Linked DNA regions of Homo sapiens: region 2 is linked to region 1. The links are chromatin contacts, found by Hi-C or POLR2A ChIA-PET in ENCODE. All regions are on one chromosome and are shown on one strand. Each heading gives the region's core, a stretch centred on a gene start or an enhancer-like site at or near the end of the contact. The rest is flanking DNA. Distances are from core to core; before and after follow the strand shown.

Region 1 (5,252 bases), core at 2,259-4,758:
CCCAGCACTTTGGGAGGTCCAGGTGGAATCACTTCAGCCTAGTAGTTCAAGACCAGCCTGCACAACATGGCGAGACCCTGTCTCTACAAAACATGTAAAAAATTAGCCAGGTGAGGTGGCGAGTGCCTGTGGTCCCAGCTACTTGGGAGGCTGAGGTGGGAGGATCACTTGAGCTCGGGAGATTGAGGCTGCAGTGAGCCATGTTTGAGCCACTATACTCCAGCTTGGGCAATGGAGCAAGACCCTGTCTCAAAAAGAGAAAAAACAAAAGTGGCTAAGTTGTACATTTTTAAAAACAAAAGGAATCAAAATAGATAATAATGACACTTATGGAGAGCTTACTCTGCTAAGCTCTTTATGATCACAACTTTGTTTTTCTTTTCTTTTTCTTTTTTTTTTTTTTTTGAGATGGGGTTTGGCCCTGTCACCCAGGCTGGAGTGTAGTGGTGTGATCTCGGCTCACTGCAACCTCTGCCTCCTGGGTTCAAGCGATTCTCCTGCCTCAGCCTCCTGAGTAGCTGGGATTACAGACACGCGCTACCATGCCCGGCTAATTTTTGTATTTTTAGTAGAGATGGAGTTTCACCATATTGGTCAGGCTGGTCTCGAACTCCTGACCTTGTGATCTGCCCACCTTGGCCTCCCAAAGTCCTGGGATTACAGGCGTGAGCCACCGCACCTGGCCACAACTTATTCTTTTAACAGCCCTGTGAGTCAGGTGGCATCATCCCCATATAAAATATAAATAAATTGAGTCCTGGAAGATTAAACAGTCAGTGCAAGGTTATAGAATTTGTAGGTGATAGAGGCAAGATTAGTTACTCAGATTTATCAAACTACACAGCCTTTGATATTAACCATTATAATAGACTGCCTCTCTGGTGGATCAGTTTGGGTTAAGAAGCTAGCAAGTCTAAAGACAGGATTTATTGTTATGATTGGCTTAATTTTCAGGAAAATTGTGCTTTGGATTCTGTGTTGTTGCATCTATCTGGAGGTTATCCAGTTAATGTCTCTCAGTCTTTTCCTCATTTTTTTTTTTCATGCTGGACCTAAAGCTGTATGTAATTAATCAACTCATATTGAATAACTACACTCTGTTAGACACTCTGAGAGAAATAGAATATGTAAGCCCCAAAGATTTTACTTTTAAGAAGTACCCAAAATGGGTTTGTAAATACTAATAAACTGCACATAAGTGAATCCAAAGTATTTCATACATTATAAGTGGTAGACAAATGCTGAGAGAACTTGGAATAAGTGAGCAAGTAGTAGGAATGTATTTTGGGTCAAGTGAGAGAAGGGTGGGACATGGAATAGGTGTGGGTGGTGGGAAGGATGGAGGGCATGTTTAGAGGGGAAAGGCATGTCTAGAGAGCAAAGACTGGAACAAGCAGTGATGTTCAAACTTCAGCAAACAGATTTGATGAAATAGCCCATTTTCAAGGCTCTGTACCCCTTTTTAAAAATAGTTTAAATATTTTATTAGTAATATAACTGACTTCTGAAATATCTTGTAATAATTGTATTCATTATCTGCAAACTGTTTTGTAATGTAAAAATTAATTTTTCTTTTGTAATTATTCTAGCCAAACTTTTTTGTTACTGCTTTTACTTTTGATATATTACTATGTTATTTTACTTTTGGAAAACACCAGTTTTAACAAAGTAGCATTCTCCAAAGTATATTCATCTTTACAAGTAAATCTTTGCCCAAATGAAACAAAATCTGTTTTACTGAACACTAAATGTCTTTGATTTGCCTCATTTTGCTGTAATTGTTGGCCAGTAAAAGTATTTACATTGTTAGCTCTGTTTTCATTGCAGTAAGGGATGGCAACATTTTAGAAAACCACTAGTAGTGTAGATAATTTTTTTGAGTACTATGGATTCTGTATTGTCTCTTCAAAGATTATTAATTACATTCTAGGATAAAAATACATATTTTTTACAATGAACACAAAGTAATTGAAAAAATTAAACTGGCTCTGGGCAAATACAAATTCTGCTAAAAACAGCAATGAAAGACTAAAGTGAATTCTGGAAACCATTCTTCACCAGAGATGTTTTGATATTGATCTCTGTTGTCCTTTACAATGTAACAGAGTTGATTTTTTTTTTTTTTTTTTTTGGGGGGTAGGGGAACAGAGCCTCGCTCTGTCGCCTAGGCTGGAGTGCAGTGGCAATCTCAGCTCACTGCAACCTCCACCTCGCGGGTTCAAGCGATTCTCCTGCCTCAGCCTCCTGAGTAGCTGGGACTACAGTCCTACACCACCACGCCCAGCTAGTTTTTTGTACTTTTGGTAAGACAGGGTTTCGCCATGTCGCCCAGGCTGGTCTTGAACTCTTGAGCTCAGGCAATCCACCAGCCTCGGCCTCCCAAAGTGCTGGGATTACAGATGTGAGTCCTCATGCCTGGCCTATTTTTCACATGTGTATTTTTGACAAGAGAAATGTCTTCATTGCACGTTCTGCCTCTGCTTCTCTTTAAGGAGTTTGTGTGTGGTTGGTAGGAAGATGTAGTCCATTCTTATTCCTCTACCACTTACATGTTTCCTCCCATTATTCTCTTTATTTCTCATATCCTCTCCTACTTCTTCTGTGCTTGGGTCTGAAAAGAAATCTTTGAGATTGTTAAGACATCTCCAAACATCTGGATGTAGTTACAAAAATTACCTGATTTTTCTTGGGAAAAAATACAGCAAAACATTTCGGATGGCTGTTAACTTTGTGTGACCTTGGCAAAAAATAATTTCAGCATTATAAGCAGTATGTTTCTTACCTATTAAAAATAAGATCCCTTCCAGCTCATATTTTACAATTCTAAATATGAAATAGAGAATGAAGAGTTAATATGAACTGACTGTACGCAAATGCATGGATTGTCAGAGATTTAGAATATAATAATGTTTTTTTTTTTTTTTTTTTGAGACAGTTTCACTCTTGTTGCTCGGGCTGGAGTGCAATGGCACGATCTCGGCTCACTGCAACCTCTGCCTCCCAGGCTCAAGTGATTCTCCTGCCTCAGCCTCCCGAGTAGCTGGGATTACAGGCGCACGCCACCATGTCCAGCTAATTTTGTATTTTTAGTAGAGATGGGTTTCTCCGTGTTGGTTAGGTAGGTCTTGAACTCCTGACTTCAGGTGATTCACCCGCCTTAGCCTGCCAAAGTGCTGGGATTACAGGCGTGAGCCACCACGCCTGGCCTATAATAATGATTTTTAACACTAAAAATATTTTAGCTATAATTGAATCTTAGTTTGATGATTCAGATGGAACCTCAAGATTTACAATACCTTATTGTGAGCTTCATTTGTTGTGCTAAAGATGTGAAGTGCCAGATAAAATATTTTATGTTGTAGATTTGCAGATAAATCGGCTTTTGCTCTTCCACCTTTCATTTTAACTAGCAGCTAATCGCCTTCAAATCTACACAGGCAGCATTAATTAAAGCGATGTTGGCCTGGCGCAGTGGCTCACGCCTGTAGTCCCAGCTAGTTGGGAGGTTGAGGTGGGAGGATCACTTGAGCCTGGGAGGTGGACGCTTTGGTGAGCCATGATTGCACCACTGCACTCCAGGTCTGGACAACAGAGTGAAACACTGCCTCAAAAAAAAAAAAAAAAGGCGATCTTTTTCTCTTAAGCGCAGATGAATCACTTAGCAAAGAGAGAAATATTGAGCAATCTAGATTGCAGTTAATTTTGTCACTGATTATTGTGTACCTTGAGGTGTCTTCATTTGTTCTTTAGTGAATGGGCAAGACTCTCATAATGAAGATTTGCAATCTTAATGAAAATTGAAAAAAAAGGCCAAAGTTTAAGACTTAGATGCCAAATAATTCCTTCCACTTTTTAGTGTGAAAAATCAGGAGAAAGGGGGACTTTTAAAAAATGTTTTATTTTAGATCCATGCTATTACTGGGAAGACAGAGACTTTTTTTTTTTGAGACAGAATCTCCCTCTGTCGCCCAGGCTGGAGTGCAGTGGCACGATCTCAGCTCACCGCAACCTCCATCTCCCGGGTTCAAGCGATTCTCCTGCCGCAGCCTCTTGAGTAGCTAGGACTACAGATGCGTGCCACCACACCCAGCTAATTTTTTGTATTTTTAGTAGAGATGGGGTTTCACCGTGTTAGCCAGGATGGTCTCAATCTCCTGACCTCGTGATCCGCCTGCCTCGGCCTCCCAAAGGAGGGGGACATTTTTAACATAAATATACTTATTTGTGTTGGCCATTGTTGTCAAGCACATTTGCTTACAGTGAGTTTAGGAATTTAGATATTAGGCGTATTTTGACAAAATGGGGAATCAATTTCTTTTACAGAAATGTAATACCTATTTCTTAGCATCAGCACGCTAGTATGAAATTATTTTTCTGTCAGGCATTCTACTCCTCCAGACTGTACCATCCTTCCACTAGAAGGGTGGAATACACATCAGATTACAGGTATGAATGCTTTTGGAATATGCTTTATTTTTCAGGCCCATGGGTTGAAATACAAGAAAAACAACACATTCGTGATACATCAAATTTAGGATATAACTGCTAGAGCAGGAGGAAGATAAATGGCGTCAAGGAGAGGTTCATGGGGGTTTTTTGTTAGTGAAACTGAGAATGTTAACAGTGATAAAATTGAGTACATGAGTTTTCATTATATTGTACTATGTTTTGTTTCGTTTATTTATTTTATTTTTGTTTTGTTTTTAAATAGAGATGGGGGTCTTGCTACAATGTCCAGGCTGGTCTTGAACTCCTAAGCTCAAGTCATCCTCCAGCCTTGGCTTCCCAAATTTCTGGGATTACAGGTGTGAGCCACCGAGTCTGGCCCTGTGATCCATCTTGAAGTAATGTTTGTATATTGACTCTATTTTTGTTTGCTTTTACTTTACCCTCACCTGACTGATAAAGTTGAGAGATCCTCATTATTTTCTTCTTGTGGGGTAATGGCAGAAGACTGCTCTGTAACTTTTACCAAACACTTTACCGAGTTGCTGCAGCCAATTCGTTTATATGTCACTGAAAACTCAGACAAATCGAGTCATTTCTCTGCTTTTTAAAATAATTACTCCTCATCACACTTTCAGGGCCTCCAGGGGCCTGGTTTGAAAGCAGAACATTCAGGAAAGCCATAGGAAAACAGCATCCTGGCTTAAAAGTTACCACCTGAAATAATAAATATTACATGTGAACAGATGCTTATTTAATGGATTTTGATGGCTTCTTTACCTTTTATTTAAGCACCTTGTATATTG
Region 2 (5,264 bases), core at 1,345-3,844, 77 kb after region 1:
TTAAATAAAATAATTAAACCCAACAAGATTGAAAAGAGAGACTAAGACTGATTCCTAATAAACTGAATGTTATACTAAGTAAGCGATAGCATGCTACTGAAACTTTCTGTGCCACATATTTTTCATTTGTTAAGTGCACCCTAATGAGATAGGGTGGGTGTTAGTATTAAATGAGTTAATACTAATAAACTGCCTAGAATGGTGCCTGACACATTGTAACTGCTCAAGTGTTAGCTGCTTTAATTATAATATTTATTATTAAATGAAAATTATGCCCAAGAAGAATTCTTTGTAAAAAGCATAATAATTAGGCCAGGTGCAGTGGTTCACGCCTATAATCCCAGCACTTTGGGAGGCCGAGGCTGGCGGATCACGAGGTCAGGAGTTCAAGACCAGCCTGACCAACATGGAGAAACCTCGTCTCTACTAAAAATACAAAAATTAGCCCAGCGTGGTGGCATATGCCCGTAATCCCAGCTACTTGGGAAGCTAAGGCAGAAGAATCGATTGAACCCCAGAGGCGGAGGTTGCAGTGAGCTGATACTGCACCACTGCACTCTAGCCTGGGCAACAGAGCAAGACTCTATCTCAAAAAAAAAAAAAAAGTATAATAATTAGTTTAATTTGGTCATTGTTAAAAGAGGAGCTCTGGCCCAGCGTGGTGGCTCACGCCTGTAATCCCAGCACTTTGGGAGGCCACGGCGGGTGGATCACGAGGTCAGGAGATTGAGACCATCCTGGCTAACACAGTGAAACCCCGTCTCTACTAAAACTACAAAAAATTAGCCGGGTGTGGTGGCGGGCGCCTGTGGTCCCAGCTACTAGGGAGGCTGAGGCAGGAGAATGGCATGAACCCAGGAGGCAGAGCTCGCAGTGAGCCAAGATCGCGTCACTGCACTCCTGCCTGGGAGACAGAGCGAGACTCCATCTCAAAAAAAAAAAAAAAAAAGAGGAGCTCTTAGCTGGGTGCCATGGCACGTGCCTGTAATCCCAGCTTCTTGGGAGGCTGGAAGAGTCACTTAAGCCCAGTAGTTCAAGACCAGCCTGGGCAACATAGTGAGACCTCTGGTCTCAAAAAAATTAAAAGAAAGGAAAAGGAGCAGTTTTTTGATCTGCCACCAATTTTTACAGATAGTCAAAGTTTCGTATTAAAGGTGAGGAATTCAAACATGCTCATACATGCAAATTAAACTCACCATTAATTAAATGGGTGGGTCTTATAGAGCTTCCTAGACTGATTGTCTGCCTTCCTTCCTCCTTCCCTTTCCTTTTTCTTCCCCTTCCCTCCCTTCCCTTCCCTTTCCTTTTCCTTTCTTTTCTCCCCTCCCTTCCTCTCTCTCTCCTTCCTTCCTTCTCTCTTTTTTTTTCTGACGAACTCTCACTCTGTTGTCCAGTCTAGAGTGTGCAGTGGCAGGATCATAGCTCACTGTAACCTCAAACTCCTGGGCTCAAGCCATCCTCCCACCTCAGCTTCTCGAGTAGCTAGGACTATAGGCATAAGCCACTATGCCAGGTTAATTTTTTATGGAGGTGAGGTCTTGCTGTGTTGCCCAGTCTGGTCTCAAACTCCTGGGCTCAAACAATTCTCATGCCTCTCAGTCTCCCAAATTTCTGGGATTATAAGTATGAGCCACCATACCAATTCATGTTGTTTCTTAATAAGTTTAATTAATGTAACAACAGGGATTCTTTACTCCTTGTTCAGGAAGTACTGGTGGATTAGAATAAAAAAAGACAGATGAAAGGTTTAGTTTTTCCATGTGGCCATGTTGGCAAGGTAGAATTGGTTGAAGTCACAGCACAATAGAATTAAGTGGGGCTTAATGATCCTCTACCAACCAGAGGCGGGTAAAGGGTAACCCTGAGAGAGACAAGAAGATGAAACCAGACCAGAAGGTATCCTGCAGAGGGAGGCAAGGCCAGAAAGTGTTTTTAATGTAGGGGAAAGGGAGTGTTTGAGATTTAAGTGAGTAATGAGAAGGGGCTGAATGTTTAATTTCCCTAATTCTATTGTTAATACTTTGGACCATGTTCTTATGAGTGGATGAGACAGAATAAAAAAGGATTGCATAAACACATAGGTAAGGAAAAGAAATTAAGGACCTTTATTATGTTAAAAAAAGTAGATAACTCCTGAAAAATTAAGAGTTGATTGTAGTTCAAAATCAAATAACATGCTTAGAGTAATGTAAATTAACCATGAGCTGCCATTTATATTGGATTGCACATTTACAGATTCTTCAAAACCAAAGCTCTGTACGTGTGTGGGTTTTAATAGCTGATAGTTCAGGCCAATGAGGAATAAGTAAAGCATGAAAGTGATAAATGAAGAGGATTTTTATTTTACACATTTCTTGAGATTAAAGCCAGATACATGACACAGGTAGAAAGACACTGGTTTTATAGGTGCTCTGGATTTTTCAGGATATGGATTTTGTTGTCTTTTCCTATAAGCCTTCTTTGGAAGAGAAAAAAGATCTCAAAAAAAAAAAAAAGTGTGGTGACTTTAGAATGTGGAATATTGAGTAGTGCTGTGCTTATGGGACTTGTGGGGCAAAAGCTGCCAAAATGCCTTTGCATGAACTCATCTGGCCTCTCCACAAAAGGGGGGCCTTTTAGCAGTGTTCCCAACCAACCGCTGCTCAGCGAGAGTCCAGCATCTGGTTTGAATTAGATTCCCTTTGCCAAATATTTCATAATCAAATCTGTAGGAAAAAATTCTCTTAGACTTTACGTTTTTTAATGTCTGTTTTGGGATTAGCATTCAAACTGAATATGATAGAATATCTATTGCTTTCACCAACACTTTGTCTTACTTGGATCCTCTGTGGAGTAATTTTGAAACTTACTTAACTCTTTCTGAGGTAGCTAATGTTTAATTGGCATGTTGGTTTTTTGGGAATCAGCTCAGTAAAGCAGTTCTCAAAGTATACTTCATGGACCTCTGCGGATCCCCTTTTCAGGGGCCTTGTGAGTTCAAAGCTATTTTCATAGTAATATTAAATGTAATTTGCTTTTTTTCATATTGTTGATATTTACACTGAGGATGTGTAAAATTGCTGGCACCTTAGCATGAATCAAGGCAGTTGGCACGAAACTGTTTTGGGAGTCATTGTATCCGTCCCCACGTGGACTTGCAGAGGGAAAAAAAAATGCCAGTTTAACTTCCAAATGTCTCTGCTGAAATAGTAAAAAATATTAATTTTATTTAATCTTGACCCTTGAGTATTCATCTTTGTAACATTCTGTGTGATGAAATGGGAAGTACTCATGGAGCACTTCTGCTGCATACTGAAGAATGACTGTTGTCTCAAGGAAAAGCACATGTGTGATTGAATTCTCAGCTGAACTCCATACATGCTTTTTCATGTAAACATCATTTTTTATTTGAAAGAATGACTGATTGACAAACACGTTTAGTGAGACTTGGGTATTTGTCACATCACCAAAATGAGTCTGTAACTTGAGGAAAACACTGATAGTATTTGTTGCCAATGATAAAATTGTAGCTTTCAAGCAAAAATTAGAATGCTGGAAAACTCATATCTGCTACTGTGAGCTTGACAGCTTCTCAGTACTTGCTTTTCTGGGGAGATTAGTGGTAATACCAAATGAGATTTTTTTATCTTTTATAATGAACCATTTTTAACATGGAAAATCTGTGTAACTCAGTGAACAAATATTTTTCCAAATGAATGATATATGGTGTTGCAAAATTATGCATGCATAAAAAAGATCCATTGAAATTTCAAGGGAAACCAGTTGATTTTTAATGTAAACATGATACAGAAACTATTGATAAGGTTTCATATTCCACATTGCAATTAATCTTTACCAAACCACTTGTTGAGTTTTGGTTCTGTGGACAGAAGGCTATCCACGTAATGTGAATGGGCTATTAAAATACTCTTCCCTTTTCCAACTACATATTTATGTGAGGCTGTAACTGCATATTACAATAGAATGCTGAAGCAGATGTCAAAATTCAGCTATTTTTAAGCTAGACATTAAAGAGATTTTATTTATTTCTCTTTGATGTACATTCCTCACCAAATTTTTAAAAATCCTGTATAGAAAACATTGTGAGGTGAGTGAATCCTTATAAATGAGGTAATATTTTGTTCTGTTACACTGATCTACTTAATACTTCTTTAAAATAGGGAAAATATAAAAAGTGAGGCCAGGAGTGGTGGCTCATGCCTGTAATCCCTGCACTTTGGGAGGCCAAGGCATGTGGATCGCTTGAGCCCAGGAGTTCAAGATCAGCCTAGGCAACATAATGAGACCTTATCTCTACACAAAATACAAAAATGAGCCAGGCACGGCGGCACGCGCCTATTGTCCCAACTACTTGGGAGGCTGAGGTGGGAGGATCACTTGAGCTCAGGAGTTCAAGATCAGCCTGGGCAACATAATGAGACCACATCTCTACACAAAATATAAAAATGAGCTGGGCGTGGTGGCGCATGCCTATAGTCCTAGCTACTCAGAAGCTGAGATGGGAGGATTGTTTGAGCTGGGTAGGTGGAGGTTGCAGTGAGCCAACACTGTGCTACTATACTCCAGTCTGGGGGACAGAGTGAGACCCTGTCTCAAAATGAAAATTAAAAAAAAAGAAAATATAAAAAGTGAATAGATTAAACTGTAAAGCAAAATACTGAATAGTTTCATGACCTTAAGGAAAATTACTTTTCTTATGGTTTTCCTATATGTATACTTCACTTTTTTTTGTAGGGTTTTTTTTTTTTTTTTGAGACGGAGTCTTGCTCTGTCACCCAGGCTGGAGGGCAGTGGTGCAATCTCTGCTCACCGCAACCTCCACCTCCTGGGTTCAAGCGATTCTCCTGCCTCAGCCTCCCGAGTAGCTGGAATTACAGGTGTGCACCACCATGCCCGGCTAATTTTTGTATTTTTAGTAGAGATGGGGCTTCGCCATGTTGGCCAGGCTGGTCTCAAACTCCTGACCTCAGGTGATCTGCCCGCCTTGGCCTCCCAACGTGCTGGGATTACAGGCATGAGCCACCACACCCAGCCAATATTGCAGTCTTATGTATTCCCTAAGAAGCCTTACCATCTTTTTGGGGGAGGGGGTGATTTCAATCTGGGCACTAAGGACACTTCTTGCTGTTGGGTTGGTTATTGTTTATTGATGGACAGAGGTGGGAAGAGTGTGTGTGTGTGTGTGTGTGTGTGTGTGTGTGTGTGTGTGTGTTAATAAACTCATAACGTGTGCTCGCTTCGGCAGCACATATACTAAAAAAACT

The links. Hi-C counts contacts between places; a loop is a spot of excess contacts on that map. ChIA-PET counts read pairs that join two places held with the same protein, here RNA polymerase II (POLR2A). Pooled maps may share reads with other maps.
Region 2: a loop to region 1 is called in a map of HCT116, with 2.2 times the contacts of the local background. The contact joins two enhancer-like sites. A Hi-C loop is called at or near these places in 6 of 168 maps with a recorded cell type or tissue (CD4-positive, alpha-beta memory T cell, HCT116, breast epithelium and 3 more), 1 of 37 single-sample maps with no recorded cell type and 4 of 50 pooled maps. POLR2A ChIA-PET finds 5 or more read pairs at or near these places in 6 of 52 experiments (A549, AG04450, IMR-90 and 3 more).

Annotation. Positions count from the first base shown.
Region 1 is chr16:69,195,988-69,201,239 of GRCh38, forward strand. All of the region lies in intron 1 of SNTB2 (syntrophin beta 2), which reads left to right. Among named protein-coding and RNA genes, the nearest start is that of SNTB2, 11 kb to the left of the region's middle. Within about 2 kb of position 3,509, at least 4 of the 41 ENCODE cell types and tissues checked have a DNase peak (open chromatin) inside an H3K27ac peak, as active enhancers do.
Region 2 is chr16:69,273,722-69,278,985 of GRCh38, forward strand. The region is part of intron 4 of SNTB2 (syntrophin beta 2); the gene reads left to right. Among named protein-coding and RNA genes, the nearest start is that of VPS4A, 35 kb to the right of the region's middle. Within about 2 kb of position 2,595, at least 7 of the 41 ENCODE cell types and tissues checked have a DNase peak (open chromatin) inside an H3K27ac peak, as active enhancers do.